Linked DNA regions of Mus musculus: region 1 is linked to region 2. A link is a contact called in ENCODE Hi-C data. All regions are on one chromosome and are shown on one strand. Each heading gives the region's core, a stretch centred on a gene start or an enhancer-like site at or near the end of the contact. The rest is flanking DNA. Distances are from core to core; before and after follow the strand shown.

The links. A loop is a pair of places that touch in the nucleus more often than their neighbours do.
Region 1: a loop to region 2 is called in a map of T-helper 17 cell, with 83 times the contacts of the local background. The contact joins two enhancer-like sites. A Hi-C loop is called at or near these places in 3 of 37 maps with a recorded cell type or tissue (T-helper 1 cell, T-helper 17 cell and regulatory T cell).

The regions. Positions count from the first base shown.
Region 1 is chr12:52,472,731-52,478,102 of GRCm38, forward strand. Gm35135 (predicted gene, 35135) reads right to left here. Exons shown (of 3, transcript NR_136881.1): 3 at 3,009-3,742. Among named protein-coding and RNA genes, the nearest start is that of Gm35135, 5.2 kb to the right of the region's middle. Within about 2 kb of position 1,781, at least 1 of the 3 ENCODE cell types and tissues checked has a DNase peak (open chromatin) inside an H3K27ac peak, as active enhancers do.
Region 2 is chr12:12,021,098-12,026,303 of GRCm38, forward strand. It overlaps the pseudogene Gm4294. Among named protein-coding and RNA genes, the nearest start is that of Gm46334, 8.2 kb to the right of the region's middle. Within about 2 kb of position 3,170, at least 1 of the 3 ENCODE cell types and tissues checked has a DNase peak (open chromatin) inside an H3K27ac peak, as active enhancers do.

The DNA.
Region 1 (5,372 bases), core at 531-3,030, about 40 Mb after region 2:
ATGTAGCTGTATGTAAGTATAGTTTTAATAAGCATTACCCTAATAACTAATGTTGTTGTTACCCTCCATTTATCTTTAATCAGAGAACATTTTACTTATTTTCTATTCATCTGCATTTTTATTGTCTACTGTTGTGTGTTTGCTAAGACCTTCAGTAGGATGCTAAGTGGAGTGGTGAGAACAGACTTCCTTATCATATTCTTGCTTATAGGGAGAAAAAAGTCTTTTCTTTCAGCATTTAATATGATTCTAGCTCAAGGTCTAGTGTAGGTGCTCTTTATTGCCTAGAGACATTTTATTTATTCATTCATTTATTCATTTATTGGTTACTGAAAGCATTGTGCATAAATATTGAGATGAGCATATCTATCGATAGATTTTTCAGTATTCAGCCAGTCTAGTATTCCTAGGATAAATCTTTGTCATGATATGCTATCTTATTATATGTGTTGTATTTGATTTGTTGTGTGTACTTAAAGAAGATAATATAGTAATTTATATATACACTGATTGGCAATTTTTTCAAAATTCATATTTTCTTAAATCTAGAAGAAATAGATGTTTATAATAAAAGCTTGTGAAGCTGGAAAGATGGCTGTGTGGTTAAGAGCACTTGCTGTTCTTCCAGAGGACCTAAGCTTACAAACACCTATATTGGGCAACTCATAACTACCTGTATCTCTAGTTCTAGGGTATCTAACAAACTCTTCTGACCCTCATAGGAACACACACACACACATACACACACACACACACACACACTTCAGCATATTTGCCTTTCTCTTTTCTATGTTTCTTTTGCTGTAGGAGTAGACAGTTATATGTATTTTATTTCAAGTTCAGTAGATTCAAAATCTGGGCTGAGAAATGAGAAATTTCCAGCCCACACAAACCAACTGTTCTAATTAGCTGATAAACCCTGAAAAAAAAATTTGCATCTTTAGCAGAATATGAAGGGGAAACTGCTCTATGTTTAAAAGCCATTATCAGTGACAAAGGTCAAGGGAAAGGAGGAATGCAGGTACTAGGTTCCTAGAAGTTTCGACTGCTGTGTCTCATAACAGTCTTTACCCTACAACAGTGCATTGACATTTTTAAAAAACGTTCTTTCATTAACAAAAATTTCTGGCGCTAGAGAGAGCATCGGCCATCTTTTAAGTTTTATTTTCTAAGACATTTTAATTTTGAGATATGTCTTCCCTAAACAAGTGAGCCCTTTCATTTTTTAATTAAAAAAAAAAAGATGATAAAAGTTAAAGCATTCCCTATTCCAGAAACATGAATAGTTTTTAGGTACCCTCTTCAGACTTATTTTCAGAACTTTAAAAGTCTGGACACCCCCTCCCCCAGTTTTGCTTTAGGAGACTCCAGCTGGTTACTCCTCACATCCTCATGAAGGCACGCCCTGTTTTATATGTGGGACAGAGCTCAAGATAATGGCTAGTCTTACCCGAGGCCTCATGGCTACTAAACATTTTTTTTTTTTTTTCTGAGACTTTGTTTGCTCATTTGTTTGGGTTTTTATCTAGACGGAGCGGGGAGGCGTGGAAGGGGGAGGGGGCGGGAGCTCCTCCGGTCCCTGCCCTGAGTTAATATGATTCTAGGTCTCTCAAACATTTGTATGAGAGGATGAACTTGGATGTTTGTGTTGTTTCTCCTGCTTTATACTCTCCTCGCATAGACCACAGCTGAGAGTTTTAGAGAAAAGGCGCTTTGGGCAAGTGCAAAGTGGTATTGTCGAGTTGCTACTGGAGCTGACTGTGAGGGCCAAGAAAATAGGACAGAGAAAAAAGGAAGTAAAATAAGTCCCAGTGAAACCTTCTCGCTCAGAGGAAGGAAAGCAAACACTGAAATATTGCTTTTTCCTGGCTGTCTATTAAAGGAGAAATTTGCCTACTGTGCTGGAAGAGTCTTTTATCCATCGTTTGGTTGCTGTGAAGCATCCAGCCTGAGGTTTGTTTTTGTATGCACACGGGCTCATTCTGTTACTCACAGTGAACGCCACTGACAGTGTGTGTAGAACAGTTTCAACATCTCTCTGACTAGAAACGATGTCGCTTTGCTTTCATCGGTCAATAATTTGAACCAGAGCCAGTTCTCAGAAACAGTGCAATCAAGATGTTTTCTGCCAAATCGATCTATATTTGTGAAATATCTAAGGTTGTTGTTTGCATGATGGTCTTGTTTTATTTGAATAATGGACTGACTTGTCTAAAATAAAGTGCTTCTTGAGCATTTTGTGGAACTTAACATAGTTTTGTTACTTTTAAAGTTTATGTCAAAGGTACTGTAAATTAATAAACTAATATAAAACCTTTGAGTTTAGCAGTATAGAATTGTAATGATATATTATGCAAGGCAGTACCCCAACATTCTATTTTCATAAGTCCAAGGTCATCGGTCTAAATTACAATTATACAATTTCTGTTATTTTTACTAGTGATTGGTATAATTTGACTAATTATTGCCAAAACAATAGAAGTTGGCTCTGACTCAAGCTGCAACAAATGGTTTTCTATGGGAGATGAACAAGGAAACAGTGGCTTTTTTTCCTCTTGTCACTCAGTGAGGCACTGTGATTAATCATAAATATTGGATGGGGGAGTGGGCATATAGAGAGCTTTCTTTATTTTCCAAGATCTTCTTACTTGGTTGGGATAGAAGGCAACCCTCCAGAGAGAGATAAATGAGTGTGTTTAGAGAAACATCACTTTGACTGACTAATTGGAAGGATGGTGGAAGAAAATCCCACAGGAAATGGCCTGGAGCCTATGACTTTTAGAGTCAATGCTTTTCTTAGGCAGAGCAAACATTCTTTTTAATGGCATAAAAATCCATTTAAATTGAAAGTGCCATCTGCCAAACCTTCTAATCGGACCACAGGTTCAGGAGTAACCATTATCCAATAAGGAAATAATAAAATGTTTTATGAAATATAGGATGGACTTGTAGACAGTAAGAATGTGATTATTAGTGGGGATAATTTTGAAAACACACTTGTATTTTTAGGAATTTTAGACATCACATGGTTTATTAAAAATCTTTTTAGCCTTCCCAGGGTTTCCCAGAAACTTCTTTGACTGTTTTTGCCTTAAGATTCAAATAAACTGAAAGTAAGAGATCTTGGTCATTGTCACTGTGCCAAGGTATGAGATATGTATGAGAGCAGGTAATACAAAATCGCAGTGCCCCATAAGGCGTTCAGGAGAACAGGTTCCTCCAGCTGGCTGTGCCCTTAAGATGCTTGGATTTGCATGAGAGTTTCTGGGAGTCCTCAGTATCTCTACTGGGACTCAAACCCCTTGGCCCCTAGGCACAAGAGATGAGTGTCCACAGCTAACAAGTCCATTCTGGGCCAAGCGTTCCAGCTCCAGATGGTGATGTTTCTTGCAGCCACATCAAGGCAGAGATGCGAACACAAATTCTGTCTTACGACCACCTCTCGTAAATTCTACGCAGAGCTTTCCCATCCCCCTAGGCAGTTCACAGTCTGTTAGGCAGTGAGTCATGCAACAGCAATTGTCTTCTGTGAGGCTGGCCCTTTGGGGTGCAGGCTCTGTAAGCCCAAGTTGTTTGTAAAGCATCACAGATCACTCTATCAGGATGCAAAACCAAGGGGACTTTGTTGTTCATTTGTAGCCTTTGCCTGTGTGTGCCTCATGCACTTCATGTACCTCATCCTTGTCCGGGAAATCCTCTTGCTTCAGTCTTCTGAGTGATGATATTAAAAAAATTTGTGTTACTGCAAAAAAAAAAAAAAAAAAAAAAGACTTGGAATCTCTTCATGGAAACCATAACAGGGGAGGGAGATGGTTCGGGGGCTCGAGTGTTTGTCATGAAAGCGTGAGGATCAGAGTTCAGATCCCCAGAACTACATAAAGGGGGTTGTGGTAGCTCATACCTGTAATCCTCGAGTGCTTATGACAAGAGAGGAGGCAGAGGTAGATGGGTGAATCCCTATCGCATGCAGTCCAGCTAGCTTAGTGCATACAGTGATGAACAGCGGGAAGCCCTGCCTCAAGCAAAGGAGGACCAGGAAAGAAGAGACTGCACAGTCACAAACATGCACACACGTTTTAGAAAGGACCCACAACCCTGAGCCACCGAGCTCTGCTTTCATAAAGTTAAGGAAATCCCCATTGAAAACAACAGGTTGAATGTAGCATTAAGCATGCCACCGGAAGTACCAAGTGAAGTAAGTTGTCTTTAATACAGTACAGAGAATCACAAGTTAACTGATCCTTTTTCAGATCTCTTTTAAATGTTTTATATTGCTGACTGTAGAGAGGACCACCTCATTTTCTTGACAGCTAATGGTAACTTGGCAGGAGCTAGAATCACCACTATAGAGTCATCTTGGGAAAATAGAAAGGGAGTTGATTTTGGAAGGTAATATATATGTATATATATATATATGAATATATGCACTATATATGCACACACATATAAGCACACACACACACACATACCATATGCTGTAAACATGTCAGAAATAGAACACAGTTGCCTGGGTAAAATTCTGAACCCACCAGTACCAGCTATGAATCTGTTGATAAATTGTTTAACTTTGGGTGAACCTCATTTTCTTTAACTGCAAAGCAAATATATATATATAACTACAGTTGCTTCAAGGAATTGCTGTGAGGAATTATTTAGAATATAAAAGTCTGAACATAGAGAAACAATTCAAAGAAATTTAAATGTATCCTATAGTTACAAAATAGATACATTCTACCAAAACATGTCTGTCTGTCTCCCTCTGTGAATGTGTGTGTGTGTGTGTGTGTGTGTGCATATGCGTGTGCACACTCCCCTCAGCATTAGTAGGATCTCCTGAAACTGTAATTACTCCCAAAGTTGTTTAAGTGCCCCCAAAGTCTCTCAGAAATTAGATTATTAAATTCAAAAATTTCAGGCCAAGTTGCATTTCAATAATTCTGAAAGTCATTATTACAGAAGCTTGAAACCCATTCATCTTCTCTTTGTCCTGGTGGAGAAAGCTGTGTCATCTCACAAGCCCGTTTCAGAGGAAGAAGGCGAACATGAAGCCACAGGATGCCTTAGTTAGCATCTATCTAGCCTGGTCCCCATTCATGGCTCACTTCACATCCGAGTTCATGCTTTGAGTTGTGTATGGATTACAAGTTATGAGCTGAAATTCTTGTTCATAAGTCAGAAAATAAAGTCCAGTTCTTGGCTTTCTAGGTCATAGAATTCTCAGATGCTATTAAAGATTAGTAGAGAGTATTTTAAAAATTGTACTCTTGACCTAAAAAGTAATCCTTTCATTTTAACTTTTGAGCTTCTCTTATAAGTACACAGACTGTAACAGTATTCTGTTGTTTAGCAGAAGCCATGTTATATCTCTCAGA
Region 2 (5,206 bases), core at 1,920-4,419:
AAAGAAGCCTTGATCTATATCACATAAGGACTTTAGCTCATGTTGCATCTAAGAAGAAAATGGCATCACCAATATCTTCTCATTAGAGCAATGTAAAGCTAGCCTGTGTCCATTAATTCAATTCTCTACCCTAAAGCATAGAGACTTAGCACAAGGCATTACTTTACACATTCAATAAAAACTAGACATAATGAGGAAGGGAAGAAAGAATGAGAAACATGAATGAAAAAGACACAAAGAAGAAGAAATGGGGAGAATTAGTTGAAAGGAATATCTCTTAGATTCTCACTTGTTTCCCTTGTTATCTTCTTTATCCTGGTCATGGCTTTCCCAGGGTATTAGGACTTTGCTAGCAGAGACTGAAGTTTGGCTCTGAGTTGATCAGACAAAGACTTGTGCTAATATACTGCAATGTGCTTCCATGAAGGATGCAGTGCTTCTTGCCTTCGATGGCAACACAGATGGCAGTGGATGAAAGGATGCTGTGACCATCATATCATGGTGAGGGAACTGCTCTATATGAGTATAATTTTATCTCACAAGTCAAGGTCAGTGATCAAAAGTCTACAAAGGAAAAATGGGCTAGGTGGTGGTGGCACAAGGCTTTAATCCCAACACTTAGGAGGCAGACAGAGGTAGGCAGGCCTCTGTGAGTTCAAGGCCAGCCTCGTCTACAGAGTGAGAACCAGGACATCAAGGGCTACACAAAGAAACACTCTTGAAAATAAAAACAAAAACAAAATAAGAAATGGGTTATATTTGGGGCTAGATTAGGGATGCAAGAGGTCTTGATGAGTTCTTCCTTCCTATATATCTGAAAAATGAAACTCGGAAAGTGGTAACTGGCTACTCCAACTACTACCACTTTCTAAATGAAATAATTTCTCACTTATAGATAAATCCTTGAAGTTTAGACAAATAGAGGCTGACTAGAGGCAAGTCACAACTCAGTAAGTCTATTCATCATTCTTACATCACCCGGATGTACATATAGATCATACAGTGCATTGTAGTTCCGAGTTCTGTATGATATGTGTTGGCAGAGAAGAGAAGAAAGATTATTTTGATTTTGAGGAAATAGAAGATATGGTATACAAAAGGTTATAGTTTTTAAAGAGGAAGCACTTATTATCTTAGAAGAAACCCTAAATATTTAGATCCATTTATCTTAATCATGGAGATAACAAAGACACTTGATTGGAGCAGATATGTGTTATAACTCTGTAGATTCTAGATCAGTTTCCTTGGTTTGTCCAAACTGATTACATTCACAAATCCAGTGTCGTCTCATGAAACAATCACAATAGAGATATAAGGAAGCAGAAACAAGTTTTGACAAAAGTGACCAACAAAATTAAATGAACTTAAACTTCTCAATTGCCTAAAATAATAGCTAAAGCAACCATCAGTTGCTGTGACTTCTAGTCATTGCTATAGGCACGTCACATTAAACACTTTTAAATGCTATTACTCTCACATTTTAAATTAATAAACTGTACAATGGGTAAATAAACTGCCTGGTGCTATAAAACGTGAGAGCTGATGTCAAAATACAAAGCCTGTCTCCCAGACCACTAAACTCTTCTGCATGTTAATACTATCATATTTTGGTTCATATTCTTTATTCCCATTGATTTTTTTTTCTGTAGAGTATTCTTGTCTCCCCTGGAAAAGTGTAAGTTCTTTAAAGAAAAAGACCTATGTTGCTTTCCCTCTGGAATTTATCTAGTGGCTAGAATATCTCAAGATTGATGAATTACTGCAGTTAAGCCATAAGAATACAGTATAAAATACTTAGCACTTCATGATTCCAGAAAAAAATTAAAATTATTCTCTCCAATTTCATTTTTTAACTTACAAGTAAACTGCCTATCTCAGGTATTAAGAACTAAGAACATCCATGCTTTTTTCCTTTCCTCTGGCGGCAGCCATCAGGTGAGCCAAGATGGGTGCATACAAGTACATCCAGGAGCTATGGAGGAAGAAGCAGTCCGACGTGATGCGCTTTCTTCTGAGGGTCCGCTGTTGGCAATACCGCCAGCTCTCTGCGCTGCACAGGGCTCCCCGCCCCACCCGGCCTGATAAAGCTCGAAGACTGGGATACAAGGCTAAGCAAGGCTATGTCATTTACAGGATTCGTGTCCGCCGTGGTGGTCGTAAACGCCCAGTTCCTAAGGGTGCAACTTACGGCAAGCCTGTCCACCATGGTGTTAACCAGCTGAAATTTGCCCGAAGCCTTCAGTCTGTTGCTGAGGAGAGAGCTGGGCGCCATTGTGGGGCTTTGAGAGTCCTGAATTCCTACTGGGTTGGTGAAGATTCCACATATAAATTTTTTGAGGTTATCCTCATTGATCCGTTCCATAAAGCTATCAGAAGAAATCCTGACACCCAGTGGATCACCAAACCAGTCCACAAACACAGAGAAATGCGTGGGCTGACATCTGCTGGCCGAAAGAGCCGTGGCCTTGGAAAGGGCCACAAGTTCCACCACACTATTGGTGGTTCCCGCCGTGCAGCCTGGAGAAGGCGCAATACTCTCCAGCTCCACCGTTACCACTAATACACGTGATATTTGTAAAATTCATATCCAATAAACAATTTAGGACAGTCAAAAAAAAAAAAAAAAAGAACTAAGAACATCCATTATCGTTCTCTCTCCTTGGATGAGTTGTCAAGGTCATACCCATCAATAATTGGGCCATTACGATATCATTCTGATCCAAGTTGACGTCAATGAGTGGTCCTTGAGGATCAGGCTCCTTTCAGTGTTTTTCTGCTGGCAGTAGTTCACCTTTCATTTAGTTTTCCTCCTCTCCTCTCTGGGATTCTGCATGGCTGAGACCTAAGATTAGTTGCTTGCAGAAGAACGGGTAGGCGTTTATAGGAGGCTCTGGTATAATCATTACCCATTCTCCTCCGAGCACAGCCTGGACCAAATGCCTGGATTCGTGACTGCTGCAAAAAAACATTGCTCAAATACATAAGCCTATTCTTTAAGATAGAGCTTTCTAGATGGGGAAGAAAAAGTAGAAAAGGTTGTCTTTGCAGTTATTTCTGCAAAGTGACCTGAGAACAGAAAGGGCTCACAATAGGTATTTTCTGAAGGAACGTGTGAATTGAAATGTTTTCTGAGTTCTCTATAAAGAAGATGTCATTCCCAGAGGACTGGCTTTCTGCCAAAGGCAATTTCCTTGTACATAATTCTCTGCCACCTTTTTCTTACAAAAGCCAGCACCTCTAGCATATTTTTTTTCTCATAGGCTTGTGATTCATTCATGAGTCCTTTACTAACTGCCTCTGTGTGGGTTAAAATTCATGTGAAACAGGGATGAAGAGCTGACAGAATGCCCTAAAGCACATGACTGGTAGCTTCTAACCCTTGATTTGATGTCTCTTGAGACCTTGAAAAGTTTGCAACTTTTTCTTTCAAATGTCCCAGGTCTCCTGTGAAAATTGACCTTTGTTCTCATGGCAGAAATGATCAACTATATTTTGGCTTGATAGTCTGGCCATAAACAACTGGAGTAAATATAAATACACATCTACATACCAGATATACATTTAGGGATCACAAAATGATGATTTATTAGGGAAAACTTAAGAGTGTAGAAAAAATGTATTTGCTTATTTCATTACTGTAGGAGTAACAACGATATGAACTAACCAGTACCACCCAGAGCTGTGTTTCTAGTTGAATATGTAGCAGAGGAAGACCTAGTTGGCCATCAGTGGAAGGAGAGGCCCTTGGTATTGCAAAGATCATATGCCCCAGTACAGGGGATTGCCAGGGCCAGGAAGCAGGAGTGGGTGGGTTGGGGAACAGGGCAAAGGGAGGATACAGGGGGCTTTGAGGATAGCATTTGAAATGTAAATGAAGAAAATATCTAATAAAAAAACGCAAAAGAAAGCAATGCTTTCAGTTAGCATGCTGCATTAGTTAGGAGTAGTTACAGTAGTGTTCAATGGTTTAGTCTAACAAAAGCTTATTCCCTGTCTCATATATAGTTCTGCACTGAGTTCTTATCTGAGGACCAATATCCGTGGATATTTTTTCTACTTTGTAGCTACAGCAAATAGAAAATGTCAAATTTTCAGTTATGTTCTGAATTGATCTAGACTGAAATTTCATACATGAGCTTTATAGCATTAGCCTGGAAATGACCATTGCAATTGGCCAAGAATTATTCTGAAGAGAGTCACATGGATCCACTTAAATCAACTTGAAGGAGAAAAATTCAAGATTAATATTTGGTAATCCTTGCTCTCTGTTCCCACAAAACAAGTGCTACATCTGTCCTGATGTATATTGATGTCATTGGAAAACCAGTTAACATTAAAAAGAATAAAATAATAATAAAGAATAAAATTAGTCAGATTATTATTCTAATCTGTTTCCTTCCAGCATCTTCTCTAGTCTTGCATTCACTGAAGATCATTAGTGAAGAGTAACTAATACATTAATCATTCAAATGGTCCCTATACAGCATATCTTTATTGCTCAGGACAGAAGTCATTGCTCCTCTGCCCTTGTTGAACCATGGCAATGGATCTCCAGTTGCTGAGATAACCCAAGTTTACCCTTGTTCCCAGCAACTTACAGATGCTAAGAAAGTTCTCCTCTTCCCTCTGCTCTGGAACACATTAGAACATTTGAGCCTAGAAATACCCTCCAGCTGCTTTCTGACTTGAAAGAATCAGCAACATTCAGGCCCTCCGTCCCTTTCTGGATGTATTCTAGGTCCCTGTGCCCCTGCCCCCACATGCATGTCACATTCTCTCTTCTAGAACAGTACTAAGTGCATGATTGTGCAAAGAGAAACTCAGGAAAGATCACTCAGCCTCTAGGCAAGCTTAGTCGGTATCCCTACAGATGGATACAGTCAGAATTTTTTTTTTGAGAGGACAATTATTTTGGACTTAATATACTACAGTACTTTTTATCATTGAGAAAGTTAAAAGGTTGAGGTATGGGCACACTGAATGACCACCCTAAGATGAAACACCTACATAGCAGCAAAACTCATTAAGATTTTTAGTAGCTTAAACTCTTAGGAATTATCAAGGGGACAGGGGACAGAGGAAGCACATATAAAAGAAAGAAAAAGCATTTAAGCATAATTTCTTTTCATCTTTGCTTAGCCTTTTCTTTTGTCTTTTGAGGAAACTTAAATCAAAGATACTATGCCAATTAGAACTCAGCACACAA